4 separate regions of the Homo sapiens genome follow, and all the other regions are linked to region 4. The links are chromatin loops, found by intact Hi-C in ENCODE. Cell type or tissue: MCF 10A. All regions are shown on one strand. Each heading gives the region's core, and the rest is flanking DNA. Links, peaks and the distances in the headings are about the cores only. Region 1 overlaps LINC01358 (long intergenic non-protein coding RNA 1358). Region 2 overlaps JUN-DT (JUN divergent transcript). Region 3 overlaps JUN-DT (JUN divergent transcript). Region 4 has its middle 28 kb from the start of LINC02777.

Region 1 (8,284 bases), core at 1,463-6,462, 140 kb before region 4:
CAGTGCTGCTATTCAGTATGTCAGTATGCCATCCATGAATGGTACTTCTTTTCTGCCCCATCTTCCCTTCCAAAAAAAAGCATTTCCTCTTCAAGAATGTGCACACTACAGAATCTGTTCTCTGAAATAAAATGCTTCTGAAATACTAATCATATCCATTTGACCAGTGCTTTGCAATGTGGTAGCGACTTGTCATGCATGATGATTTAAATTAAAATTAAATAGAACACTTCAGTTTATCTGTTACTGTAGTCACATTTCAGTACTCAGAAGCTGCATATGGCTAGTGACTAGTGTGTTGGACAGCATTGATATTGGACATTTTCATCATCATGGAAAGTTCTACTTGACAGCATTACCTGGACACCTCCTATTTCTCCTGGGTATTTGCTAACCCACAGCTTAACTGCTCATGCAGTAGGAGCTCAATAGGTGCTCCTTGGCTTGAACTCTGCAGCCTCCCTTATTGGAAAAGAGAAATGATTTGAGAATCCCAAGATCTGTTTTCCAATTACTGCTCCATCTACTCATGAAATGTGTGACCTTGGGTAAGTCACTTTTCCTCTCTGAGCCTCAGTTTTCTCATCTGCAAATTTAGAGGGGGAAAGGTAATAAGAATACCTCATATTAGTCTAGAAGCTTTTTCACTTTTTATCTCTTTTGGTAGTTTCAGCAGCCTTTCATCCCATAGGGTGACCAACTCATCCTAGTTTGACTGGTCCTGAAAACTGAAAGTCTCACGTCACAGGAACCCCATCATTCCTAGGCAAACAGGACGGTTGGTCGCCCTACCTACAGGTCCCCTCCAGTTATAAAATCCATGGTCCTGTGCAAGCCTCAGAGTGGTGTGCCAGAAGCCCCAAAACTGCTGCAAATACCAGAGGAGTATGAGCGCAGGCTCTGAAATCAGACAAACCTGGGTAAGATGCTGATGCTCCCACTTTATTTCGATGCAAACTTAGGCAAATTCCTTAATTTCTCTGAGACTTAGTTTCCCCCCTGCAAAATGAGAGTGCTAATGATACTTCTTCCGCCTGGGTGTTGTTGTGAAGATTAATTTAACAAAGCTTTGCAGAATGCTGAGCGCTCTGAACAATGTGAGTAATTCAGCAGACTCTGGAAAGGGGGCTGATCTACCTTTAGGGAGACTGTGATTAGGACATTCATGTGTAGTCCAAAGTATCTGCTAAAAGAGAGATGACTTGCTTATGAGCCATTAAGTTCCTCTTATCAAAAACTCCCACAACCTCTGCCCCAGACTCAATTCGAATAAATAACAGTTCAAACTGGTTAAATAGAGCACATTTCAACTCCCCCTGCCCCTGCTGGGATAGTGACTCTGATGCAGCAAGTTTACTGAAACACAAACTAATCATTCCTGTTGCCAAAGTAGGCTTTTGGCAGAGGTCTGTTAAGAAAGAAGAGTGAGAAAAATGTCCTGGATTGCTGAGGCAGCACTGTATTTAGACAATTAAATTTGGAAAAGCAAGACAGTTCCTGTAACTACCTCCCACATCCCCTACTCCAAGAACAAAAGGTTTTGTTGAAAGTATTCATATGGATATTAATACTGAAACTTTAAGGAGCCCCTCAGTAAACTCATCAGCTAAGTAATTACACCCAGCCATGGTGCTACCAGTGGGAAGGGTACAAAATCTCGCCTCCAAAAATTAGTCACTTGTAAGTTAACCCCACAGTCACGTCAAGCAACCCACACTTGATGGCTGATTCACAAAGATTCCTTGACATCTCTGTAGTTAAAGGGGCCAGATCACCATGGGAAGTCTGCAGAAAGGGAAAAGTTCACATTTACAAAAGACCTTTATGTTGGAGAAGAGTTTTGAGGAAAGCAGGGTTATAAGTTAGTCATTGGGTTAATGAGGGCAGAAAAGACTAATACTGCCAAGCACTTGTTGGGTGCCAAGCAGGGCGCTGAGCATTGCACCTGCCTGATCTAGTTTAGTACTCACCTAAATCCTGGGGGCAGGGATGTTTCTACCATGCCCAGAGGAGGAAACTGAGACTCAGGGGATGTGGAGGGCTTTGTCCAAAGTCTCACTGCTAAAGTGGCAGAGCCAGAGCTTTGAACTCAGGCTCTAGGTGAGATTTGAGCCTCACCTATGAAGTTGAGATAGAAGAAAAAGATGGGAGTTTTCTTTTTTACTTACAGGAGTTGTTGCAGGGGTTAAATATTCACCTTATGTTTGGCCTTGACCCTCGGAATGTAAATCCATACAGGAAAGACTCTCTTTGCTTTCCTAACCCACCCAATCTCTAATTGTCTCTCTCTCAGTCTCAGAGTCTACACAAACGACCAGGGCTCAGACCTCTCATCTACTACCCGGACTGCTATATCTTTGTCCAATCTTTTATCTTTCCTTTTTTCTAGCTGGTTATATAGGGAAATAGGAAAGACTAAGAATGAAAGAAAGGGAGCAAATAAGAGTGAATGAGAAAGAATGAAAGAGAATAAAGAACCAAAAAATTGAATAAGGAACATTGAAGAAGAGCAAATGAGAGTGATAGGTTAGGCTTTTTTGTCACCCAGACTGCGTTTGAATCATTGCCCTTACATATAATTGCTAGCTGTAAAATTTTGAGTAAATCGCTCTGTCACTCAGTTTCCTTTTCTTAATTTCATAGGATCATTGTGATGATCAAATAATATTGTCCATGCATTTTCTGTTCCCCATTAGGCACTCCATAAACCAACCAACCTCCCTCCCTCTTGCTAACTTCCTTCTGGTTTAGTCCTTGAAACAACTCATGAAGCAAGTGGTATTTATATTCTCATTTTACAAATGAGGAATGGGGAGCCTAGGGAGAGGAAATAATAAGGATCACCCAGCAAGTGAATGTCCTAGCCAGAATTCAAATGCAGATCTGTCTTTCTCCACTACTTAAGAAAGAAAGAGCAAGGTTGGGGGTGGGGGCAATCTGAATGGCACAGGCTTTTACAGTTTCTCCTTTAGCTGCTCCACTGGAGGGCTGTTGAGAAAATTATCCAAATCATGTTAATGAGCAATTGAGTGCTGAGTTTCTCTGAGGGAAGATAACGAACAAAAGCTCTGGTTAGGGCTGGCAGCCAGGAGCTGAGATAGTTATCTCAGCTGATACCACCAAGGGGCTCTCAGCTCAAATAATTAACTCAATTGCCTCCTCTCAGGGGTGAAGTGGGGCTAATAAAACGTAACCACCTAGCCTGTGGGAAAATGACTGAGTGCCCATAGATGAAGTGCTTTCAAGACTGTCTGGCACCTAGAGGTATCATCGCAGAAGCCTTGGTGAGTACCGGCTGGGCCCAGGGAGAGCTTTGACTCCTTGGAAGGAGCCCACCAGTCTTGATGTTGGCTCAACAGAAGTGGATCTGAATCCAGGATGTATCACTCCAGAGCTTAGGATGTTGGATGTAGCTCTCAACCTCTCTTGAGACTTGGTTCCTCCTCTATAAAATGGAGTTAGTAGAATTTACATCCTGGAAAAGGTGTTAGATGGGTATAAAAGAAAGATCTCCATACAGGACCTGACACAAAGCAGTTACTCAGCATACTTGAGATTTCTTCTCCTACAACAGATGTCTTTGGGGAAGGAGAAGAAGAAAGAAATGCAGTCCCCACAGGCAAATAAACTGATTTGCATCGTCTTGTTAGGGAAATGGCAGTTTCCCAACTCTAAGATTTGAGTAGGCAAATCACTTTTACTGACGGTGAGTTTTAATGGCTTCAGCCAGTTGGTCTTTTCCTCCCACCGCTCCATTACTACAGAAATGTATTTCCTTTATCCTTCTGACCCACAGTCTTTGTTGATTGAGAGCTTACTTGAGGCACCGTGGTAAATGCTTTCCTGAGATCTCTTATTTCACAATAATAAAAATGAGTGATCGCATGTATCCTCCAACAACTCTGGAATAGGTGCAATTGTTATCCCTATTTTACAGATGAGGAAACCAAGGCACAGAGAGGTCAAGTCACAGGCCCAGGGTCATTTAGTAATAAAAGGGAGAGTTAAGACTCAAACACAAGTTTGAGTCTGAGTCCACTGCTCTTAGCATGGTTGGAGTCAGGAACTCTTTCCTAGATCACCCTGCAAACACCAGCTGACCAGGCTGAGCAGCTCATCTGTTCAGTTCAGTCACTCCTTCCTAGAGTCTGATGTCCTGCCACCCTCACCTCCTGAAAGCAGGTTCAGAGCTTCATAGTTATTCGGAAGTCACTGGTTACCTTTCCCAAAGCATCAGTAGGGTTACCTGACAAAGAAGGTTATACTAAAGTTGCCAAATTGAGTCGTGGCCCCTCTCCCCTTGCCCAGCCCATCTCTCCTCGCTCATTCTGTAGATCCAGGCTTCCTCTTCCCCTCAGTGCTGCATGGCACACAGTAGATACCTCCCCCTCAGTGCTGCATGGCACACAGTAGGTACCTCCCCCTCAGCACTGCATGGCACTCAGTAGGTACTTGTCTGTGGCCTGAGCTCTCATCACATTTACAGTCTTGCTATATGACTGACAGAGAATATATATGACAGAGAATATGAAAAATCATATTCTCTGAACCACATTTTCCTTATCTATAAAACCAGCAGGGGGAGAGATGGGGATAATTCCCAGAGAGAAGTAACATAGCTAGAGATTAAGAGCATAGGCTTTAAAGCAGACTGCCAGAGTCCATATCTTGCTCCTACTAGTTCTGTAACCTTGGCCAGTTCATGTAACCTCTATATGACTCAGTTTACTGTAAAAGGCAGATGATAGCAATAGTACCTAGTTTTCAAGGGTGTTGTGAGGAGTAGTGAATACATGTAAACTACTTAGAACAACCTTCTAAAGGGCTGTATTCAGGATTTAATAATAATAATAAAACAATTATTACTGCTTGTATCCTGTTACAGAATATAAACATTTCACAGATCTCATTAGCCTCTCATGGAAGCCTCTGAGAGGTGTACCCTACCTCTTTACTTTTGAGATAACAGAGATTCAGAGAGGCCAAATAATTATTCCAAGATCACGCAGCCTGCAAAGGACTGAAAAGGGATGCAGACCCAGGGTTTCTCTCCTCTGCAGAGGCAGATATATGGTAGAGCCTGACATACATCTTGGTGAGTTTTGCTTTCGCTCCACGCCCCTTCCTCCTCCATCTCTGCGTATACCTGAGAATGTCTATGTAATCTAAGCCTTAGTTTCTTTAACTATAAAATGGGGGTGATACAGACTATCTATCATCTGGGAATATCTAAACCTTTGCTGTTCAAAATATGAGCCACAGAACAGCAATATCAGACTCCCTGGAGCTTGTTAGAGATGTGAACCCTCAGAACTGCTGAGCCCAAATCTGCATTTTTAACATGATCCCCCAGGTGATCTGCATACATGTCAAAGTTTGACAAACACTAGACTAAAAGATGTAAAAGTGTTTTGTAAACTATGAAGTCAGGTACACCATGTTAATAGTAATTTGATAGAAATGAATAGCAGCATTTCCTATACTTGCTCAGTATTTCCATTCACACGGACATTACTGGTCACTTGCTCCTGAAGAAGGGGAGGACAAGAAAGTGACCAAAGAGAGGCATTCTCTTGGTTAAGTGAATTGGTTCCTGGGGGAACATGCTTATGTGGGACATATACTAAAATATTATTGTTGCTTATCTGAAATTCAAATTTAACTGGGTGACCTGTATCTTTTGTTTTTTGTTTTGTTTTGTTTTGTTTTTGAGACGGGGTCTTGCTGTGTCGCTCAGGCTGGAGTGCAGGGGCAGGATCTCAGCTCTCTGCAACCTCCGCCTCCTGGGCTCAAGCGATTCTCCTGCCTCAGCCTTTGGAGTAGCTGGAATTACAGGTGAGCACCACCATGCCTGGCTAATTTTTGTATGTTTAATAGAGACAGGGGTTTCACCATGTTGGTCAGGCTGGTCTTGAACTCCTGATCTTGTGATCCACCCACCTCGGCCTCCCAAAGTGCTGAGATTATAGGCATGAGCCACCACAACTGTCTGTGACTTGAGTCTTATCTGGGAATTATTCCTAAATGGATCCAGTTGTCTTTTAAGTGCAAAGTCCCTGACGTTTGGGGTATTCATTTAGCTAATCGCAGAGCCCAGTGTTAGGGCCTCTTTTGATCCTAAGGTTACTGAACAATGGTAGGGAAGGGAATCCTATTAGCAAGTGTCCCACTTTGTGGAGTACCCATCATTTCCAGTCGCTTTACTTAGACAATTACTGCTTCAGTCTTGAGACTTGCTGCTCCAAGTGTTGTTATGGATCAGCGGCGTTCCTTGTTAGAAAGGCAGAAAGAATCTCAGGCACCACTCTAGACCTACAAAGTCACCTGCAGTACAGGTGACTAACATGTACGTTAAAGTTTGAAAGGCATTGGGCTAGGCTATTTGGGGTAAGGAATAGTCAAGTATTCCTTGAAAAAAAGAATCACTAGTAGACTTGATTTTTTTCTAGACTGGTTTAGGTGTACAGCGGAATTGAACAGAAAGTACAAAGTTCCTGTATACTCTTCTCTACCTTCACCTAGTTTTCCCTATTACAAACATCTTGCATTAGTGTACTACGTTTGTTACAATGGATGAACCAATATTACATTATTACTAAGTCAAGTCCATAGTTTACACTGAGGCTCACTCTTTGTGATGTACATCCTATGGCTTTTTGTGGGTTTTCTTGAGGTGTAAATTTTACAATTTATTAAAATTTAAGGTACATTATAAAACTTAACGCTTGTAAGAACCCCGTGAAAGTAGATAATTGAGGGTATTTCTAATTAAATTTTACAAATGAGAAAGCTGAGGCTCAGGGGGGTTATTTAACTTGTCCAAAGTCACAAGGCTGCCAACTGGCAAAGGCAAAATTTAAGGCTAGATCTCTTAATTGAAATAAATATATTTTCTTCCTCAACTACAATGACTTACACAATCTGTTCTCTGTTTTAAAAAAAATATTTCAACTTTTATTTTAGATGCAGGGGGTACTTGAGCAGGTATATTTAATGAGTATATTGCATAATGCTGAGGTTTGGGATACATATGATCCCGTCACCCAGGTGTGAGCATAGGATTCAATAGACATTGAGTCCTTGCCCCGCTCCATGCCTCCCCTCTTTAGTAGTCCTCAGTGTCCATTGTTGCCTTCTTTTTTCTTCTTTTTTTTTTTTTAGACAGAGTCTCGCTCTGTCGCCCAAGCTCGAGTGCAGTGGCGCGATCTCGGCTCATTGCAAGCTCCGCCTCCCAGGTTCACGCCATTCTCCCGTCTCAGCCTCCCAGCTGGGACTACAGGTGCCCGCCACCACGCCCGGCTAATTTTTTGTATTTTTAGTGGATACGGGGTTTCACCGTGTTAGCCAGGATGGTCTCGATCTCCTGACCTCGTGATCCCCCTGCCTCGGCCTCCCAAAGTGCTGGGATTACAGGCGTGAGCCACCGTGCCCAGCCTCATTGTTGCCTTCTTTATGAGGACCCAATATTTAGCTCCCACTTATAAGTGAGAACATGCGATATTTGGTTTTCTGTTCCAGTGTTAATTCACTTAGGATAATGGCCTCCAGCTACATCCATATTGCTGCAAAGGACATTATTTCATTCTTTTTTCTGGTGACTGTGTGGTATTCCATGGTATACATGTACCATATTTTCTTTATCCAATTCACCATTGGTAGGTACCTGGGTTGATTCTATATCTTTGCTATTGTGAATAGTGCTGTGATAAACATACATGTGTCTTTTTGGTAAAATGATTTACTCTCTTTTGGATATATTCTATGGGTTTTGACAAATGCATGATGTTGTGTATTGGCCATTACAGTATCATATAGATTACTGTGTTACTGCCCTAAAGATTCCATGGGCTCCACCTGCTCATCTCTCCTGTCTTTTCCTTGAACAAACTACTCATCTGTTTACTGTTGAATACCGTCTTGATTTGTTTACAAAAAAGAAAGAAAGAAAGACTCCATCCATAAGGACAAAGAGTATGTTTCTGATAAAGAAGCTGATACTTGCCCAAGGTCACCAAACTAGTAAGTGTAGAAGCTGAGTTTTCAAGTCATGTCTGCCTAACTCCAAAATCTGGGTTTTTTCTTTCTTTTCTTTTCTTTTCTTTTTTTTTTTTCCCCTCTCTATTATGACCATGCCCTCTCTTACTAGGAGAGGAGACATTTGTACTTTCGTGCTATAGGGAGGGTGTAGATGTCCCTGCAATTGTTCCCTCTAAGGATAGTTTTGGGGCAGGGAGAGGGCATCTGTCTGGTGTTTGGACTACTGAGGCTCCCAAGGGTTCCCAGT
Region 2 (8,284 bases), core at 1,250-6,249, 49 kb after region 4:
ATCATCCCCATGGGGATAATTTTGGAAGTTGTGGGAGAGAGCACTTGGAGAAGAAAAGTCTAGTTCCATAAGCCTTGTCCATCATGCCTCAGCTTCATTCGTGGGCTGGGAACACAGTGTTTCTTTGGCTTGTATGGCTGAGAGGCAGACGCAGAAAGAGCGTGAGTGGAAGAGCCCAATCTGGGGCCAGCCTGGGGTCACACAACAGCCCTACCAGGTAACTGTGTGTATGACCCTGACTGAGTCGGCTACTCTCTCAGAGCCTCAGTTTCCTCAGTTTCAGCAGAAAAACAGGAATGCTTATCCCTCTGTTAAGAAAGAATATTTGTAAAAGTGTATTCATTCAACCACAAACAGGTATTGAACACCAATATGTGCCATGTTCCAGGGTAAAAGCCTCAAATGGGAGTATCAGAGCCATCATCTGGGAGGGATATATAAATCTTTGTGGCTGCCATACCTGGCTTCTGCTGCACCTAAGGCTGCCAATCTGACCCTGTCCACCACCAATCAACACCAATCTGCCCCTTCCCCAGCCCATCTGAAAAGCAATATTTTTGTGATTAGTAAAGAAAGAGAAAAACGAATGTTGTGCTGTCCTCTGGAGAGCTGGTTTCCAGAGCGGCAGAAAAAGGGCCCACGTGAACCATGCTGTTCTTGGCAGCCACTGCGCTGTTCCTCACAGCCAGAGGCTTAGAGCTTTATTTGTGGTTTGAGTTACAAGCAGGGGTGAAAACCCCAGAAAAGTGGGGGGAAGGGAGAAAACATTTTAAAAGTCGAGAAAATTGCCCTGTATTCTCAAGTGCAGGCAATTTGTCCAAACACCTGAGCTCTGTAGAATCCTAGTGGTCTGACTGTGGTTTTATATTCTGGGGCTCTGGGCCCAGTGTCAAGGGCGGGGGACATTTTTTCATACATTAAGAAAATCACAAAATCACTTTTTACAAGATATTAATGAATACCTTTACTGCTTCAATGGTGACATTGTTGGAGGTTTTAAAAAAACTCCAGGTTAAGGTTTGGGGGTGATTTTGTTTTGAAGGCTGCTACATAAGGTATTTCACAGTCATTAAATAGGAGATTTAGATGTTGACCCCAGGATCCCGTGCAGAGGACACTAAACATTTTAGAGATAGAAGAGCCCTTTAAGATCTTTAAATTCAACCCTCTCCTTACACCGATGATAAAAACAAGGCCCAGAGGAAGTAAGAAATATGTTCAAGGAAACGCAGCAAGTTTGTGGTAGAAGCAAGTCCAGATTCCAGGACCCGAAGGTCTTTGTAGCAGCCTTTGCAGCAGCCTGGAGGTGACATTGGGCCTCAGAAACCATGACTGGCCTCCCCCTCATGTTGACATTTCTGCGGCAGTGACTTTGAAAGCTGCCTTTTATGGCTCTGGCTTTGGAAGGGCAAACACTGTTATCAGTAAAACAACACAGGTGCTTTCTAGAGTTGGAGCCAGGTGGAGCCAAGCAGGAAGGGAGACCCCTTCGCACAGGCAGACATGACCCAATCACCTGTCTGGTTCAGAAGGGTGCAAAGACCCTCCTTGGGGAGTGGAACAAGAGGCTTCTGTGGTGGTGAAGGGCATGGCTTGGGGGCCAGACAGGATAGCTTCAAGTCTCAGTGACATGGCTGGCTAACTGCAACCTCAACAACCTCCCTGACTGAGCGTCAGTTTCCTCAGCTATAAAACAGGGATGTTGATGGCTCAGTCCTATGACTGAGCATATTCCAAGTGCTCAATAGCACATGTGGCTAGTGGCTACTGTATTGTACAACACAGATACAGCATTATCACAGAAAATCCTATCATGCAATGCTGGTAGGGGCTCTGGGCTCTTGACATTAGTTCTTGATCTCACTCACTACAGCTACTGAAAACAGAAGACTGGTCCAAGTGAGGTCTCCAGCTCTAAGGGCTCGGATTCACGGCAGAGATCCACGGTTCCTGGCTCCTCTCTCTAGCCCTTAGTCCTCTCTATTACTGCAAGGATTTGGCTTCAAGGTTGGAGCCTGGCTCACTGCCTTTCTTATGCTTCCTAAGCAGAACCCCAGGGTGAGAGGATGTGTGTGTGAGGGGAAGAGGCTGGCCAATGCCTCCTGTAAAGGTAGGTGTCCAGAGTCTGAAAGCCTTGGGTTCAATTCCTGGCTCACTCACTCAGATGTTAATGGCTCCAGGTAAGTCACTGAACCTCTCGGAGCCTCAGTTCTCACATCTGGGCTTGCTCTAGTAAGGGGTAAAGAGGTAATGGAGGGAGAAACACTTTGGAATCTGTAAAGTACACTGTTCAGAATGAGAAACTTCTACAAGTAGATTGACTCTCCTTGCTCTGCCCCTTTCTTCACTAAAAGAGTATTTAGATAGAGGCAGATAGCTGCCTTAGAATATAAGCAAAAAGATGTTTTATTTAGAGACATTTTCCAGACATCTGGAGATGAGAAGAACTTGGTATCCCAGAGACACCCTGGAAGAGTCCCCTAAAGGAGAATGGGAAAAGGAAAACATTCTCTGAACACCTATTATATTTTAGATACTGTGACAGTCCCTTTCATATATAAAGAGTGGCAATGATGATGATGCTGGCTAACAAGAAAGTTGAGTGCCCACTGTGTGACAGGTACCCTTTTGATTGCTTTACATATATTATCCCCATTTTACAGATGAGGAAGCTGAGGCACTGCAAAGTAAAAACAAATTTCCAAGGTCACCCTAAGCTAAGGTTTAAATTGCAGCAGCCAGAGTCGCAGGGCCATGTGCACAGCCGTCTCTCCACACTGCGTTCAGTCTGCACATTGTTAGTCTCATGTAACACCACCTGCCACTTTCAGATAAGGAACTGAGCCTCAGGAAGATTACGTTACTTGCTTAGGGTCACATAGAGGGGAGAGAGGAGGTTCATTGAGTGTTTTGCTTTTTTTCTTCTTTCTTCAAAAATATTTCCTTCTTTGGCTATCTTTTTGACTAGAACAAAGGCATTGTTGATTCAGTTCGCGTCTGAATCTTGCTTCCTATTATTTCCTCACTTGAGTCCTAGGTTCCCCTTAGGATCAGACAGAAGAAGTCTACTGCCTTGTTCATAGGGAAATCTCTGAAATACCCAAAGCCTATCCTCCCAACATGTTTGCTTCTTTTCTTCTTCAGGAAAAGAAATACAAGTCCTTCCGCCTTGGCAAAGATGATAGTACCGTTCCCTTCAGTGTTCCGGTTCTGCTCTATTGGATAAGTTCCGGTTTGACTATGACTACGTGAAAATGTGGAACCAGACCTTCACCCCACATTCCAGCTCCAGCTCTACCACAGAGGAAGTGCAATATCACCTTAGTTATTCAACACATTATGCTCCTCGTGATACAACCAGAGTTCACATCAGCAATCTTGGCAGCTCTCACCACGCTGCTGACTCACGACTCTCTCATGTCCCAATTTCCTGTCCATTGTTCTTTCCTCTACTTGGCCTGATTTCTAAAGGCCTCTCTTGGTTGCATTAAGCGGGATTCCTGAGGGATTCCCTTGGCAGTTACCTTGGGGGAGCTCTTAGGTTTGGGGCTGATCCATGTCCTCTAAATGTAGGACTTCAAAGCTCCCAAAGATAGGCAGGCCCAGTGGGAAGCTGGGAAATGCTCTCTGACCCCTCTGGGAGGGCTGGCAGTCAGAGGGCCTTTTGGAAAGAGTCAGACCTGATCCATAAGTCCCTGGAAAACACCCTGCCCAGGGAGCAAATGCCACTGTGGCCTTGACTGAGGCTTCAGAAGAGTTTGGGAGCTGCAATTCATCCACACACGCATTCATTTTCAAGTAGTGGTTTGCAGTTCAGGCTTTGGAGCCACATAAGCCTGGCTTCAAAGCCACTTTCCAGCTTTGTAGGAAGTCTCTACATTTTTAAACCTCCATTTTTTTTTCCTGTAAAACTGGGGTCTTCATGGTACTTAACTTCATCGTGATGTTGAGAGAATGAAAAGAAAAAGGATAAATAAATGGCTTAGCCTCGTGCCTTGGCACATATTGTGATTGTTTCTTCACGTCTTTGTTCTCCTGGTGAAGCATTTATTCAGCAAGTGTTCACCAAGAGGCTGCCGGGGCAGCTGGGCGCTGTGGCGGAAAGAACACAGATGCTAATAAAAGCCTGAGCACAGGATCAGGCTCTGTGGGTAAAGATGCTCCAGTGGACCAGCTGAACACTTTACAGGAGACTCGTTCTGGCTCTGCATTTGGACGGCTGAGCTCCCACCCACTTCATCCCCCACCCGCAGCACACACACCAGCTTCTGGGCCATTTCTGAGTTGGGAGCTTCTCAGATTACGCTCAGTGTGACCTTGGGCAAATCCCATCACTCATCTCAGCCTCTGGCATATTTCCTATAAAACAGAGATAATAATACCCACCATACCAAGTTTTTGTAGTAGATTAACCAACAGCAAATGTGAAGTGCCCAGCGAAGCCCAGCATGTGGTTGATGCTCCACAACTTCTAGCTCCATTCCCCCCACCACACCTTCCATAACCGTGTGCCAAGCTTGGGCTAGATGCTGGTGGTCAACAGATTAAAAGAAGCTAGACCTGCCTGCAGGGAATTTAAACTTTAATGGGGGAAATAAACATTTGAACTTCTATCCCAGAGAAAGAGCGCTAAGGGCTGTGATGAAATTATGTCTGAAGGGTTATGGAACACCAGGAAGGGCAAATCGCTTTGCCAGTTTGGCCCTCAGTTTCCTTGTGTGTCAAATGAATGAAATTGGTTACTACCCCATGTGAGATGACTTAAGTGAGTTAGTGAGTGTGCAACTACATGTCGGAAAGTTTAGTTCTGTGCTAGTGCTTCTATTTACTTATCTGTTTCCCCATTAGAACTTCATCCCCTTGAAGGGGATGTCTTCTAAGCCTATGTCTTATTCATTCCTCTGTCCCCAGCACACTGGCATAGAACTGGTGCCCAGTCAACATCTGTTGAGTAAACAGATAAAATGACTTATTATCTAATTTTATCCCCCAAGACCCCAGAGAGATACACCATCCTATAGATGGAGGAAAAACTGAATACAGAGTTCAGTGAGTGGCCTGGCAATCAGTGGCTAAGCCAGGCATCTTGGAACCTGTGGTGATGACCTTTCTGCTAGATTTCACAACACAGGCCACTCTGGTTCGGGTGGGATGACATTGCTTTCCTGGACATGACTCAGCTTTCCCTGGGGGTCACTGAACCCAGCCATCAGCCTTCACACTGAGTCATGGGCTGAGGTGAACTTCAGACCTGAGGAGGGAGCAGGGCTGCCCTGCCAGGTGGGTGTGCCCAGGGATCCCTCAGTCCAGCTGAGCACACCACCTGGGAAATCCTTCATGGGGTGAAGATGGGGCGGGGACAAGGATGTCACACCAGATCCACACCCATCTCCCACAAGAGCGTCTAAAGAGCAACACCTATCCCGTCACTGTGACTGGTGGGCTCTGACTCAGAGGTGCCCCTTCTCCATCCCCAATGTCACGTCCTCAGCATTGACTCCAATCATCTTTTGTTCTGCCTGGACTCCTAGCCTCCACTCTATCAACCTTCTTTTCAAAGAAGTTAAGTGATTTGCCATAACCACACATTATGAATATCATGTACTTATGTTCAGAAATTCTTGACTGGCTCCCTACTACCTGGAAAATAAAATCTAAACCCCTGGCTCAGCACTCAAGGTCCTCTTGCTGAAGCCTCAGCCTACTTTTCCTGTTTTTTTCCTCTGTACACCCTTGAATCCTTCATTTTAGATCAGTCTGTGTGTTGCCATTCTACAGAGTTGCCCTTTACTTTCCCTTCTCCTTGCCCTTGCTAATATACTAACTCACTTTCATCTGGAATGTCCTTCCCATGTCTTATCCATTCTTCGGATCTGAGCTTAAAATCCGCCTTATTCAGGAAGCCCTCCCAGATCTCCTCAGCCCAAACACTGGGATAATGCCAGCTATGTTTATTGATAATTTCTGTTGTGCAAATTGTTATGATCAGTACTTTATATGCTTCATTTCAGTTGATATTTCCAGCAGCCTTATAGCTAAATGAGTATTTATTACCCCATTTTATAGATGTGGTAACTGAGACTCAGAGAGGAGAGCTAACTTGTCCACACCTACATTCCTCTTGAGATTCAAAGGCCAGTGTGCCTGACTCCAAGTTGCTCCATGACTTTGGTTCGTACTTCCAATGTTCTTTGCACCTCTTTGAGGTACTCATGTTGTTGGGTGTTGTATTTTCCTAGGGGACTCATCCACTCAGTTCTACTGTGATCTTCCTGAAGACAAGTGAGTAGCTCTGTATGTAGTGTCTGACATAGACTGGGCTGTGAGGCAGAAAGCAAGAGCGAGAGAGTGAGAGTTATGAAGCACCGCCATGTGCTAGTCCATGCTAGTTACCATAAACATACATACATAGCTTTTAAGTGTTGTTAGTCTCATTTTACAGAAGAAACAGAGGCACAGAGAGGCTAAATAACTTGACAAAATCTATGAGAAAAAAAGTGGGGTAGACCTACATGGAATCATCTCAAAAATATAACATTAAGTGAAAAACACAAAAAATGGAGTGCCTGTTGGCATCATGTGCTCTCATTAGGGAAAATAGAAACATATTAAAACATATATATGCTTGTTTATGCTGAGACTGCTTTAGGGACACAGAAGAAACTGCTTCGGGGAGGTGACAAAGGAGGGCCTTAGAGGAATAGAGACTGGAGGGTTGAGGGAGACTTATTTTTTTAATCATCTAACAGTTTGAGTTTAAATAGGTATTTTTAGTTATTTGCATGTATGTCTTTCTCAAAAATAAAATTTGCTTATTTAAAATATGGATTCATGAAAATTTTTGAAGATCAAACATTCCAAAAAGAATTTAGCCTTGGGCTTTTCTGGCTCCAGGAATCTTTATATTATAACCATCTCATTTCTGACATACAGGCATACCTCGGACATATCGTGGGTTCAGTTGCAGACCACAGCCATAAAGCGAATATCACAAGACAGTAAGTCACACAAATTTTTATCTTCTCAGTGCATATAAAAGTTATGTTTATACTATACTATAGTCTTTTAAGTGTTCAATAGCATTATGTCTTTAAAAACACTGTATATACCTTAATTAAAAACTACTTTATTGCTAAAACAAAAAAAAATGGTAACCATCATTTGAGCCTTCAGTGTGTTGTAATCTTGCTGGTGGAGAATCTTGCCTTGATGTTGATGGCTACTGACTCATCTTAGTGGTGGTGGTTGAAGATTGGTGTGGCTGCAGCAATTTCTTAAAATAAGGCAACAGTAAAGTTTACTGCATCGACTGATGTTTCCTTTCATTCCATCTCTGATGACAGATTTCTCTGTAGCATGCGATGCTATTTCATAGCATTTTATCCACAGTAGAATTTTTTCAAAATTGGAGCTAATCCTCTCAGGTCCTTCCATTGCTTTATCAACTAAGTTTAGGTAATATTCTAATCCTTTGTTGTCATTTCAACAATGGTAACAGCATCTTTACCAGGAGTAGTTTCCTTCTCAAGAAACTACTTTCTTTGCTCATCCATAAAAAGCAACTCCTCATTCATTCAAGTTTCATTATGAGATTGCAGCAATTCAGTCCCATCTTCAGCCTCCACTTCTAATTCTAGCTCTCTTGCTATTTTTGCCACATTGCAGTGATTTCCTCCACTGAAGTCTTGAACCTCTCAAAGTAATCCATCAGAGTTAGATTCTACTTCTGCCAAACTCATATTAATGCTGATATTTTGACCTCCCATGAATCACAAGTGTTCTTAATGGCACCAAGAATGGTGAATCCTTTCCAGAGTGTTTTAAATGTACTTTGCCCAGATCCATCAGAGGAATCACTATCTATGAAAGCTATAGCCTTATGAAATGTATTTCTTAAATAATAAGACTTGAAAGTTGAAATTACTTCTTGATCCATGGCCTGCAGAATGGATGTTGTGTTAACAGGTATGAAAACATTTATCTTCTTGTACATCTCCATTAGAGATCTTGGGTGACCAGGCGAATTGCCAGTGAGCAGTAACAACTTGAAAGGAATCTTTTCCTGAGCAGTAGGTCTCAATGGTGGGCTTAAAATATTTAGTAAACCATGCTGTAAACAAATGCGCTGTCATCTAGCTTTGATGTTTCATTTGTAGAGCACAGGCAGAGTAGATTTAGCCTAATTCTTAAGGGCCCTAGGGTTTTGGAATTGGTAAATGAGCATTGGCTTCAACTTAAAGTCACCAGCTGCATTAGCCCTTAATAAAAGTCAATCTGCCCTTTG
Region 3 (5,000 bases), core at 1-5,000, 83 kb after region 4:
ATATTTCTTAAGTGGCTTCTATATGTCAGGGATTTCTGCTACTTCTAGGGGGAAGAAGAAAGGAGTGGAGATAGATAATAAACAGAAAAAAATAGATAAACGAGAAAAATATCATCTTGTGAAAAGTGCTACATTGCCATTTACAGTAGATTTAAGTGATGGAGCATAGGTGAAGGGCTTTTTTAGGCAGAAGGCTGAGAAAGCCTCCTCGAGGAGGTGGCATTTAAGCTGCATGAACTAACCCTTAGCTCCCACTTCCTGTAAAGGTGAGCAAGAGCTCCTACAAGGGAGTGGCATAGGTGCTGGCTAGGGATGTAGGGGTCGTGATTGAATACAATTAGGTAATGTCTTCACAGGATGGTAAACACCCTTGTATTCTCTTGAAGGAGCTGAAACGTATGAACACCACAGCTTCAGGGCCAGGCAAAGTTGGGTTTGTGTCCCAGCAGTACAACTCTCCAGACTTTGAGCCTCACTCTCCTCTTCTATACAATGGAGCCAATGACACCTCTTTCCTGTGTATTAGAAACACCACCTAAGAAGATGTAGATAAAGTGACTGCAAGGTAAGAATTCCATAAATATTAACTCCCCTCCCCACCATATCAGAGAACCCTAAAGTTGAGAACTGCATTTCTGTACATATCACTATATTAAAAACCTAAAGGGGAAAAAAATGGACTATTCTAGTGACTACTTGTTCATCTCCCACTCAAATGCCAAAAAATGTTTTTTCAAGGGAAACAAAATAGTAGGAAAAGGAAGGATGCTTTAAAAAAAAAAAAAAAAGTCTCTCTTCTCCCTTGCCCTAAAAAAAAAAAAAAATGGTTTCTAGAACATCAAAAGCTCCTCAAAGGATCAACAATATTTTTTGATGATGGAAGTATGAATAATCAAACATATGGATTGCATTTCTTTAAATTATGCAGTACCTAAAAACCAGGAGGGAAAAGAGGGTGCTGGTAAAAATGTTTTTCACATTTTATTAAAACCTCAAGTTCTGAGAAATACTTTTATGACTATTACACACACACACACACACACACACACACACATATATTTTTCTCTATCCAACTTTCAAGAAAAAATAAATTATCACAATGAGCACTTTCTTCCTGCTCAAAGTGTTGTTCTGGCCAGTTCTAATTCTTCAGCACCAGCTTCATTCATAGAAATTAGGGGACCATAAAATGGTTTGGCTCCCAAGCTCTGCTAACATAGCAGTTGTGTGACCTTATGCAAGTCACTTAAATTCTCCAAGCTTGGGCTTTCTCTATTGTAAATAGGAAGCAAAGTCCAGACTTCACAAATGGTGGTGAGAATCAAATAGAATGAGACCCTATTTGAACAAACCTTGTAAATTGCAATGTCAAGTTCATGTGAGAGATGGAAATGGCTCCAGGAAGCTATCTGTGCCTGGACAGGGATACCAGCAATGGTTAAAGAGGCCAAGTGCCCACCTTCAAACTCCTGCTCTGCCTATTATAAGTTGTGTGTTTCTGGGCAGATAACTAAGCCACTCTATGCCCATTTACTTATTTCCAAAATGGGATATTGCTAACAATAATGGTATCTACATCACACAGTGGTAATGAGGATTAAATAAGTAAATATTTATAAAGTAGTTAGGATAGTGTTGGTGTTTGTTCTGAAGGAGAGAACACGAGAAGAAGGAAGGAAGGAAGGAAGAGGGAGAGGAAGAAGGGATGGAGGAAATAAACATCCCACTAGAGATCTCCTGTGCTGGAAATTCACCATTTAGTCCTTGGTATTAAGTATTATCTTTTCTAAGAGTCCTTTTTGAAAATGCAAATGTTCATAAAAGGCATGGCATAGCAATTCAAATTTAATGTGCATTTATTGAGCAAGTACTGTATGCAAGGCATTGTGTTGTGTCATATAATCCTCTGACCCCTTCGAGACTGGGAGTGGGGAAGGTGACACATGGAATCAAGAGGAAAAGGGGAGACAGAGGGAGAGAAAGAGACAGAAGGGCCATTTCCCCTACAGTGGATTTGGCATTGAAAGGACTTGGGTCCATATGTCGGCTCTGCCAGTCACCAACTCCATGATCTTGGACAAGCATTCACCACCTCAAGTTTTACCTTTTAAAAAATCAGGATAATGACAATTAGGTTGCTGTGGTGACAAAATGAGATCATGTGTGTACACATCTAATTTTTCTCCTCCCTACTCCCCATTTTTGTGACATGCCTCCTGTGACTTCTATGCACTGGATGGAAAGGAATTGCTAATGGCTGCAGCTAGAGGACTAAAGTCAGAACTCTGTGAAGAGGACATCAGTTTGCCACTTTCTCTGTTCAGTAAAAAGGCAATTTTTGTGGAGACCATGCTCCACTAACTCATAGGAAAGCATTTTCTCCCTGTGACATCTCCAGTCGATTTCAGCCGGCAGTAACCAAGTGACTAACTCTTCCTCCAGGGGCAAAGAGCCAGACCTGGTGTTTGACTTCTCCCTAGCCTCCCAAGTGCAGAGATGATTCCTACCGGATACTGGTCCTTGGAGGAAATGGGAGAGAAATTCAGCTTTGGCTTTAGCAATTCAACTGATAAAGGAGGCAGGGAAAAAGCTAAGTGAGACAGAGAGACTACAAAGCCCTCTTCCTGGATCCTGGCAGATGCCAAAGGAAGAATCTGCGAGTGAGTAATTCTGCAGCCTGGAGCCCAAAGGCTGCAGCCAGAGGTCTGTGCCAAGAAGGCAGCGGGTGCAGGAGAGGTGGGCGGCTCCTGGGCTGGCCTTAACCGGATGGGGGACAGCTCAGTGTGAGTCAGAGGCTGAGCCTCTGCTCCAAGGGCCTCCTGCAGGCCACATCCATTCAGATAGGCCTCCCACGAAGGAAGCTTTCCCCTGCATAGACTCAGGTGGCCTTTATTGTGATAGTGTGTCATCAGTAGGCATTGCATGCAGATGATAGAAAATTCCTGCGGTCCAAGCACAAGTCTGCACAAAAACAGAACAGATAGTCAAGGACGCAGGTATCAGGTCTGTGCCCAGGTTGTGGGCTGCCGAACTCCCATGCTGAAAATGACAACAGCTATCATTTATTGAGAGCTCACCTGGTCCCATCACTGTGCAAAGTGCAAGCCAGCTCCAAAGCCCTTATGTGCAACTACTAAACATTTTGGTCTCCAGAGTGTACAGTAGAGCTAGGAGAATATTAGGTAAGCCAGTTCTCTAACTACCTCAGTTTCCCCATTGCAAAATGGGGATGATATTTGCCTACATTATGGGTTACTTTGAGAACTGCAGCACAGCAATTCAAAATCCAGGCTTTTGAGTCAAAAAGATCTGGGTTCGAGTCCCAGCTCTGCCTCTGATTTGCTGTGTGAGCTTGAGCAAATGTCTTATCCTCTGTGAGCTTCAATTTCCTCATGTTTTGTGGATCGTAAGAGAACCAACCTCAAGGGTTATGACAAAAATTAAATGAGATAACATATGAACCTGCTTCCTCATCTGTAAACCAGAGAAAATAATACACATTTTTCTCATTGTTGTGAAGAGTAAATAACATTTTAAGATGGTTTATTAATATATTTCATATTCAGTAGGTTCATGGTTATTATTATCATTATTACCATTTCCATCAAATAAGCCATTATATAAAAAGTTATTGATAAATTTTAAGAGGCTGTTTTTGATCAAAAATATATTGTTTACTATATTTAAACAAGGCTCTAAATGTGGTAATTAGTATTTTTATTATAACTGCCATTTTCCTCATATACTACAATCTCAGTATGGGGCAAGGGAGCAAAAAACTCACTTGATCTCTCTGAGTTCCTTTTCAGGAGAAATTTAGGTTACATTAGGATTTTCAACCTCAGACCTGTGGACCCAAAAGGGTCTGGGAAAGTAGTAAAGGCAGTGAGAGAAGGGTACCTAGAGGTATTTTCAATATTCCAAAAGGTATGGGAAATCATATACTTGTCAATAATGTGACCTCCACAGACTATCTTGAAGACCAAGTTTCTTTTGCTTCAGGTTGAAATTGTAGTGGCTTGGCATGGCACTACTAGTTAACTGCTGTTCCCCCGACCTTCTATCTGGCTGAAGTGTGGGCAATAGACAAGCTCTGTTAATACCGTGGGACTCTGGAGCCAGAGTCCCTGGCTCCCCACTTATCAGCTGTATAAACTTAGGCAGGATTTATAACCTTTCTGTGCCTCAGTCTCTTCATCTGACAATACTGGATAACAATATTGCTTCCCCATGGAGCTATCATAAAGAACCATATAAGTAAAGCAGTTAGGATAGTGCCTGGTCCACAGTAATCACTCCATATGATGAACTCAGTTGTCATTGTCATTGCTATCAGATTTCAAGAAACACCTTCCCAGACTCAAACATAAATAAATCATCAATGGTAACAATTGGAAGCATGTTCAGAGTGAGTTTCTGTGATGGGGAAGAAAGAGAGCCCACACTTATTGGATGTGTATGAGACACTGGGCTACATGGTACAGATGTCATTCTATGGGATTTGGCTCACCATGATGTAAGATGAGTGTGTTACAAAGGAGGAACCAAGGCTCAGAGGGGTCCCAAAGTCACAAAACTAGCAAGTAGAAGAACCAAGATTCCAATACAGCCCTTCTGGACCCCACAACAAAATTTCGATGAATTATACCATGGGGATGCCAGGAGAAAATTAAATTACAGAGGGTAATTTTTCTCTTTTTTTTTTTGAGATGGAGTTTTACTCTTGTTGCCCAGGCTGGAGTGCAATGGCGTGTTCTTGGCTCTCCACGACCTCCGCCTCCCAGGTTCAAGCGATTCTCCTGCCTCAGCCTCCTGAGTAGCTGGGATTACAGGCATGCGCCACCATACCCAGCTAATTTTGTATTTTTAGTAGAAACGGGGTTTCTTCATATTGGCCAGGCTGGTCTCGAACTCCTAACCTCAGGTGATCTGCCCACCTCAGCCTCCCAAAGTGCTGAGATTACAGGCGTGAGCCACCAGGCCCGGCTCAGAGGGTAATT
Region 4 (8,284 bases), core at 1,393-6,392:
CTAATCTTGTATTGTTAGCCACCTTAAATACTTTTGAGAACAAGTTAACTTTATAAACAGATACTAATACAAAACACAGTATTCATTTAATCCTCACAACAAATCTGTGGAGTTAGTTTTAGAAATTCTGTTTCATACCTGAGATCAGCGGGGCTCAGGGAGAAAGAGAAGTTGCCCAACATCACTCCAGGAAGTTCGCAAGCACAATCCTAGCTCTCTGCTAGTGGGGCTTGCCATGCCTGGCACCACTCTCACTAGCAGGTTTACGTTTACTAATTTATTTAATCCCCATAAAACCCAGTGAGATGGATACCGCTGCTGTCGCCACTTTACAGATGAGAACACAGAGGATTGCACAGGTGAAGTAGCTTGTCCAGGGCCACGTGACCAACAAATACTGGGCCAGCCCTTGAACCAAATCATCCTGATCCATGCCCAAGCCTGTGTTTGTACCAATGTGGAGCCCATCTCGCCAGTCTGACTTGCCCTGCTTCTGTGACATGGGTGACAGCAGAGAGCTCTGCTGGGGACCTGAGAACCTCATCTTGTATTAATGCCTTCTTGCCTCAGAAGCCTCCTGCCTCGGAAGCCCTTAACTTCCCTCCTCCCTTTAAGGGCCTTCTCCTTCCCTCCTGAGCGGGGCTGGAGGAAATGCAGAAAGGCTGGGGCCATCAGAGTAGAGTCAAGGCAAGTACCATGATCATTAAGCAAACCAGACCATCTGGGGGCAAATCTGAGTCTCCCTGCAGCCTGGCTATTGACCTCTCCCAGGTTAGTTAATGTAAGTCTCCATTTTCTCAGCTACAAAATGGGGATTATAATAGTAACAATCCCAGAGGTATTGTAGTAGGGCATGAAAAGTGCTTAGAACAGTATCAGTCGGCCTCTTGGATCCGTGGGTCTTGCATTTATGAATTGCACCAACTGCAGATTGAAAATATTCAGGAAAAAAATAATTGCAAAGTTTCAAAAAGCAAAACTTGAATTTGCCATGTACCAAGTACTATGTTAAATCCACACAAGTGAAGTGATGTCTAGACATTGTGTTAGGTGTTGTAAGTAATCTAGAGATGATTTAAAGTGTACAGGAGGATGTGTGTAGGTTATATGCAAACACTACCCCATTTTATCTCAGGAGCTTGAGCATCCTTGGATTTGGGTATCCACAAGAGTCCTGGAACCAATTTCCCTGCGGCAATGACTGTATACAATAATTGTTGGCTACAGTTATGTGTATGTAAAAAGCCTAGCGATTAATAGCTGCTGTCTATGTTACTACAGTCGAGTCTTTGTCTTGGGGGATTCCATATATACATGGAACTTTTGACCAGGGGGAAGCTAGAATTAGCCAAAAAACTGAGTCAGGATGGGAATCCTGATCTTGTTCCTTCTTATTCAGGTTCTTTTCCTGTGGGCAGCCTTCCAACAAAAGCCTATTCAAACTGACAAATGCTCTCAAGTAAACCTTTACTGTCTGCCAGACCCCGCTTGAGCCTCTAGGTCCAGAAAAACCAAAGAGGCACAGGGTCTCCCTTCCATTTTTTGTTAATTGTGGGAAAATACTCATAACATAGTATTTATCATTTTAACCTTCATAATTGTCCAATGCAGGGACATTAAACACATTCACAATGTAGTGTGAATCACCTCTATCTACATCCAAAATTTTTCGTCATCCCCAGCAAAAAAACTCTTTACCCATTAAACAAAAAAACCCACCTTCCTTCCATTCCCCCCAGCCCCAGGTGACCTCTATTCTACTTTCTGTCTCTAACCACATTTAAAAAGAATGTTTTTGGCCAGGTATAGTGGCTCACGCTTGTAATCCCAGCACTTTGGGAGGCCAAGGCAGGTGGATCACGAGGTCAGGAGATTGGGACATCCTGGCTAACACAGTGAAACCCCGTCTCTACTAAAAAACAAAACAAAACAAAACAAAACAAAACAAAACAAAAAAAAACCACAAAAAATTAGCCAGCTGTGGTGGCAGGTGCCTGTAGTCCCAGCTAATCAGGAGGCTGAGGCAGGGGAATCGCTTGAACCTGGGAGGCAGATGTTGCATGAGCCGAGATTGTGCCACTGCACTCCAGCCTGGGTGACAGAGCAAGACTCCATCTCAAAAAAAAAAAAAAAAAAAAGAATATTTTTATTGTGGTAAAATATACATGACCTTAAATGTATCATTTTGACCATTTTTAAAATTACAGTTTAGTGTCATTGAGTACATTTGCACTGTGCAGCCATCACCACCATCCATCTCCAAAACTTTCATTTTCCCAAAGTAAAATTTTGGACCCCTTTCCCCCAGCCCCTGGCATCCACCATTCTACTTTCTGTCTCTGAACTTGACTACTCTAGCCTCCTCATATAAGTAGAATCATACATTATTTGCCTTTTTGTGTCTGGCTTATTTCATTTAGCATAATATCTTCAAGGTTCATCCATGTGTAGCGTGTTCCCTCCTTTTTAAGGCTGAGTAATATTCTATCATATGTATATACCACAGTTTGTATATCCATTCATCCATCAACGGACACTTACTTGTCTTGCTTCCACCTTTTGGCTGTTGTGAATAATGCAGCTTTAACATGAGTGTGCATTTCTCCCTATCTTTGAGCCTCTTGTGGTCTAATGTGGGGGAGGGACATGTAGATCCACCTTCAAGTTGCCTTCAATGAGCTTCTGTTTCCTCATCTGTAAAATGAGGGTCATGTGGGAATTAAATGAAACAATGCATGACTTAGTGCAGTGCTTGTCACACTGTAAACATTCTATAGATATTAGCTCTTGCTGCAGCTACAGCTGCTATCAGGCAGAGATTTTTCAAAAGAAGAGAGGACTGGAAATAGGATGTTTATCTTGAGATCTCTGATAAACATCACATCAACCTACTCTCACAAACATCCTGGCAAGTAGGCCTGAAGATCTCGATTTTCCAGACAAAGATACAGACTCAGAGAGGCCCTCAACTATGAGACAGAAGAGGTGAGCCTGCAACATGGCTTGCTAGGGCTTCTTACTTTGTCAAACTGTGTGAGCCAAGACAGAAAGGCCCAGGGGAAAGCAGCAAATAAAATCTCCCTTGAATGCAGGGCTGTCCTGGGGTAAAGCAAACACACTTGTCCCAGGCAGCTGGAGGAAGGAGCTGGGAGGGCAGATTGAGGAAAGGCATTACACAGAGGCAGGAGCACAGCCTAGGCAAAAGCCTAGAGGTAAGAGGTATAGCATCTGCAGGAGAAATGGCAGGATGCCAGTCAATGAGGTGCAAAGGGCGTGTGCATGGAGGGTGGGGCCAGGCCACAGAGGGCATTGCAAGGCGGACCAGCCCAGTCCAGTTCCTGGGCCTGAGAGGGCTCTGAAGAAATGCCCAAGGTGGCATTTCAGGGAGATTAGTCAGACTGATTGGACAGACGTGCTTGCCTTGCAACACTTTCCTGCCTTCAAACCACAAGCAGTATTTTAAAAATTAATCTTGTGTCTTACCAATATTATGTACATAGTTCAAAAAGTCAGATAGTTCTACAAAGCCCATTCCCCAGCCCCATTTCCCTCCACGCCCAAATCTTACCACCCAGAGACAGCCACTGTTCAATATTTCTTCCAGTATTTAAGTCCGTGCTTCTAAATATTATGTCTACATGTCTCTTTCTTAATTTTTTCATTAGTTATATGGCCTACTGACTTTCCATTACAAAAGAGAACGACTTAGCTCTCTTCTGTCATGGAAACACTTTACCTTTCCCAACTTTCCAATCTAGATATAACATTCCTTTTGTTAGATTAGTTTTTATAGCATTGTGACCACATAAATCACAGCTAAGCCATATTGTATCATGATTAAATTTTTGCTTTTATATGACTTATTCTTTTCACTGAAACTGCTGCCTCATTTAAAAAAAAAAATCTATTAGCTTTATTTCCTAGGTACACACATCCCTCTCCCCTCAGTGAGAAATTTAAGTCTGCTCTCAGAATCTTCAAGCACATCAGGTAATCAAGCCATCCATCTTGCTTCCTTCTGGAGCTCTCAGTGGTCCTGTTCTCACCTGGATGTTTGTTCTCTGTCTGCTGCCAAGATGTAGCTGTCCCCCGGATGTGGCAAGGGCATCCCTGACGCCAGACAGGTGAACATCATTCATCTATAGATTTTACTCAGAAAACACCTACTGTGTGCTTCCAGTTGCCAAAGAGGTCCCATGCTGGAGGCTGGAGATGCAGAGGTGACTTGGATACAGTTTTTACCTTCGAAGGGCTCTCAGCCCAATTGGGATAAATACAGTTAAGTGATGGGCCAGAAGTAAGCCTGGACGTTATGGGAACTCAGCCTTTGGAAGAGCCAGGAGTTATGAAAGGCTTCCTGTAAGAGGTGATGCTAAATGAGCCTCGGCTCGTTAGGAGGAGTTTTCCAAGTGTTATGGGATCAGATTCCTGGTAAGAGAACATTATGTGCACAGTCACGGGAGCATGACAAGACATGACTCCTTCTGGAAATTGTAAGTAATTAATTAGTGATGATCATGTGGGAGGGTTCCAGTCGAGGGGTGGGCAGGGTCCTGTGTGCCAGGTTAAGGGACCTGAGGGCAGTGGGGAGCTACTGAAGGATTTTAAGAAGGGGTGACATGGTCAGGCCTGCATTTAGAAGGGCTAGTGAAGGGGACATTGAGGTCTAGCAGAGGATAAAAAGGCCTGAGCTAACACTGGCACTGGGAGTGAGGCATGGGGCTCAAGATACCTTTTAAAGAAACCAAATGGACTGGACTTGGGGACACAGGGGATGTGGGGATGACCGATAATTCCCAAAGGAAAAAGTGTTTCGATTCCACATATGTCTCCTGGGAAACCTGAAGGTACTCTAGGCTGGGAAAGCTACTGGCCTCTTGGGGTATTTGGGGACCAGACATGCTAAGGGGGTGGATACCCAGAGACTAAAGGAACAGGACCCGGGCCTAGGGTCTCTATAAATTGGAGAGCAGAAGCAAGACTGAAAGACCATGTGGTGGAAAGGGTTGGTGCAGCCTGATAGGTAAGACCATGAGCTCTAAGCTCAGGCAGCCCTCAGTTTAAATGCCAACTCTGTCAACTGCTTGTTGAGCCTCAGTTTACCCATCAGAGAAATGGGGATCATAATACTACCTACCTCATGGAGTGGTTGTGAGGAATAAATGAGACCTTATCTGTAAAGCACCTGGCATGATGCCTGGAACAGAAGAAGTGCTTCGTTTTGTGTCTTCCTATTGTTGGTCTTGGAGAGTAAAAACTGCTTCAAAGATCAGGTGACATTTGAGGTGATCTCAGAAAAGGAGTAGGCAGAGATGGCTTCATGGGCAGGCCCACAGGGCCATGAGCACAGAAGAGCCCCATACATGATTGAATGTTCTGCTCTACCATCTTGAAATTCTCAACGATTTTTGAGCAAGGAGCCCCCCATTTTCATTTTTCACTGGATGCTGCAAATTCGCTAGCTGTGCTGTCATAGGAGACCATTCGGCAGAGAAGAGGAGGGGAATGCTTTTGAAGCAAAGGGGCTTTAAGTGTGCAAAGACACGCTGGAACTCAAGGCTCAGCCTGTTCTGAGAACAACCAGCACGAGTTATGATGTTCCTAGCTGGAGAGTTGTGTACGAGGTAGAAGCTCCAAGTGGAAAACAGTGAAAGGCCTCAAATGCAACACTAAGGAATCTGGCTGTTACATATTGTATATGTGGGGGGCTTCCAAACATTTCAAATCTGAAAATGTTAAGGTCATTGATGTTCAGGCAGAACACTGGTGAAACTGGAGGTGGAATGGTGTGGAAAGTGTTGTGATCTGTATTTTATAGAAGAGAAAACTGAGTCCTAGAGAGGTGATATGAGCATGGCTGCAATATGATTTTCACAGGCCCTAGGCAATTTTGCCTATGTGGACTCCTTTCTCCAGAAAAGTGTGCATGTATGTGTGTGTGCGTAAAATTATACTTTACAACTACATTGACATGAAGACAAAGATCTTACTATTCTATAAGAAAACATTTTCTTATAGACCCAAGGTGCTGTGTCTGCTGTGCTGAACAAGTAAGTCATCCGGGATGTCAGTTGCTCTCTTTTCAGATGTTGTAGCCAGGACTCCTGGACCTTTCTGGAATGGGTGGGAAGTCCTGTTTCTCCTCAAAGGGAATGCTAGCTAGTCCCAAAGGTCATTTCAACTGGGGCCTTCTGTGCCTCCAGGGACACTGTGTTCCAATCTCCTACAGAAGGAACTGAAGTTTGTCTGGGTTTGGAACTGGAAGGTGGGGCTGACTGACAGGTAAAGGAGACAGAGTTGTGAATGTTCTGGGGTTTGGGGAGAAATCAAAGGTCTCATATCTGCAGATGTTTGCGACTTTGCCCTTATGTCACCTACAGCTTCAACCCCAGGGACTGGGCTGCCTACCTACTCCACCCACGGGGAGGGCGGGGAGGCTGAGTCAGCGGCGGCGGCTGAGGATGTCTGGAGAGGAGAAAGATCACTGTCTGTCTGTCTGTTGGGGTTCCAGAGAAACCTGTCTGGAGAGGGGGAAGCATGCAGGCCTTCCTTTGCACGTACGTCAACTGCTCACGTAGCCAGGAGAGTCGACAGAGGTTCTAGAAGGATAGTCCCTGCTTTACCTCCTTCCTGAGGCTTTCCTTAAAGATCTTCACTGGCCTTCTCTCCCTTTCCCCCTGAAACCCGGGACAGTGACAGGATGGCCTAATTCATGAGCTTCAGTCCAGTCCTCCCCCTCTCCCAGCTTTGACTACTCATGTACCTGGTGGGGAGGGAGAATGGCAAACAAAAGAGAGCATAAGGAGGGCGGAGGGACTATTTGGGAAAGAAAAATAGATCTGGCATAGCAGTCCCTTTAGGTCTCAATCTTCAAACCTGGGCTTTCTCTGGGCCCAGGGGTTTATGAGTGAATGAATGAATGAATGTTCAACCTTTCCTGGTCTTAGAAGTCACCCCACTGTCTGTCCTCCAGTTCTTATGGTCAGGAGATACCCAACTGCTTCTAAAATAGGAAGGAAATTGATCAGAAAGGAAACCTGCAGATAAATTTGAGTGAGAATTATTGAGACAGTTCCTACCTGATTACCTCTATTTTCTCTACAAAGGCTGAAGGTTTGGTGGGATGACAAATAATAGGAATCGCTACTGCATAGAGGAGAAGGGATCTGACTGGGAATTTGCAAACACATTACAGGGCAGTGTGTGGCCCCTGTGATTTTGGTGGGTAAGAGTAACAGCTAATGTTTCTTGAGCAGTTATTATTGTCCAGGCACTGGGCTTAGTGCTCTGTAGACGTGACCTCTTTGGTCTTCAGATGCACCTAAGAGGCAGGTGCCCCAGTCAAGATGAGCCAGGTCATACTACAGGAATTACAAAAAAAATTCTAGGTGGCTGCAGACACAAAGGTCTATTTCTTGCTCCTGCTCCATGCATCCATGAATGTGGCAGGGGGAAGAGGTATGGCAAGTTGCAAATCCGAGAAACCAATAAGGTTTGAAAGACTGGGAAGGAACAGAGAAAGGGGTTCAGAGTCTGGAATTCAGGAGGAGGTCAATGAGTCAGTCTGAGGAGAGCTCTGAAAAGATAAGAGGGAGGGGTCAGAGTGAGACCCAGCTATTTGAGATTTCAAAGGTGGAGCAGTAGCCAGCCGAGATGAAAGCTGGGTGCGGCTCTGAGTATAGGTGGCTGCCGCGGAATAAAGCAAAGGTCCCTGGAGTTGAGGAGGTCGAAGGTGGGAAAGAGGGAGCCACACTTCTAGTCTTGGGGAAAAGGGGGTCTGGAAGGATGCAACAAGCCCCTGGTGAAGTACAGTGTAGCTTCTTGGGTTATAAATTTTACCAGGACATGAGATTTGTAAATAATGTTTTAATAGCCAAACCTGGGAATAAAATATAAGATTTCAAAAAAGTGTGTGTGGAGGTCCACATGCCTCTACCGTGGAAAGCTGGAGAAGCACTGGGTTTGAGGGGGCCACTTACCCGTCATAGATGACAGCAAACAGGAGGACTAGAGATGCAAACACCCAAGGACCAGGGTCTTTTCTGATTTCCATCTAATGATGATAATAATAAGAGCTAACAGTTCATGAGAGCTTATTACATGCTAGGCACTGTCCTAAACACTTTAGGTGTATAGCTACTTCAGTCATCTCATGATGTCCTGTAGGGACATACCATTTTTATTCCCATCTTACGAGATGGAAAAAGAAGCCTAGAGGAATTGTGTAAGTTGGCCAACGTGGCATCACTAGTGTAAGTCGCAAGTGGGATTTGAACTCAGGTAA

Evidence for each region. Hi-C counts contacts between places; a loop is a spot of excess contacts. Peaks named below come from ENCODE experiments on the same cell type or tissue, not always from the same donor. Only the 100,000 strongest peaks of a DNase experiment are listed, where the experiment ranks them.
Region 1: it touches region 4 in a loop (2.1-fold over the local background); 5 of 110 quality-filtered maps call a loop at or near these places.
Region 2: it touches region 4 in a loop (4-fold over the local background); 4 of 110 quality-filtered maps call a loop at or near these places.
Region 3: a loop joins it to region 4, with 7 times the contacts of the local background. A loop is called at or near these places in 3 of 110 quality-filtered maps.

What each region holds. Positions count from the first base shown.
Region 1 is chr1:59,073,032-59,081,315 of GRCh38, reverse strand. All of the region lies in intron 2 of LINC01358 (long intergenic non-protein coding RNA 1358), which reads right to left. Among named protein-coding and RNA genes, the nearest start is that of LINC01358, 57 kb to the right of the region's middle. RefSeq lists enhancers at 2,600-3,141, 3,142-3,685, 4,230-4,773 and a silencer at 3,205-3,499. In MCF 10A, for the core only: a CTCF peak has its summit at 4,526; no DNase peak of the experiment used is centred there.
Region 2 is chr1:58,878,595-58,886,878 of GRCh38, reverse strand. The region is part of intron 1 of JUN-DT (JUN divergent transcript); the gene reads right to left. LINC02777 (long intergenic non-protein coding RNA 2777) reads left to right here. Exons shown (of 5, transcript NR_183656.1): 5 at 3,145-4,001. Among named protein-coding and RNA genes, the nearest start is that of LINC02777, 21 kb to the left of the region's middle. RefSeq lists a silencer at 1,260-1,455 and enhancers at 3,488-3,782, 2,685-3,884. In MCF 10A, for the core only: no CTCF peak of the experiment used is centred there; DNase peaks (open chromatin) are centred at 3,418 and 5,178.
Region 3 is chr1:58,846,789-58,851,788 of GRCh38, reverse strand. The region is part of intron 1 of JUN-DT (JUN divergent transcript); the gene reads right to left. It overlaps LOC107984961 (a long non-coding RNA gene), which reads left to right. Exons shown (of 2, transcript XR_001738081.2): 2 at 387-830. Among named protein-coding and RNA genes, the nearest start is that of LINC02777, 55 kb to the left of the region's middle. In MCF 10A, for the core only: no CTCF peak of the experiment used is centred there; a DNase peak (open chromatin) is centred at 2,758.
Region 4 is chr1:58,928,053-58,936,336 of GRCh38, reverse strand. No RefSeq gene overlaps it. Among named protein-coding and RNA genes, the nearest start is that of LINC02777, 28 kb to the right of the region's middle. In MCF 10A, for the core only: no CTCF peak of the experiment used is centred there; DNase peaks (open chromatin) are centred at 3,316 and 4,386.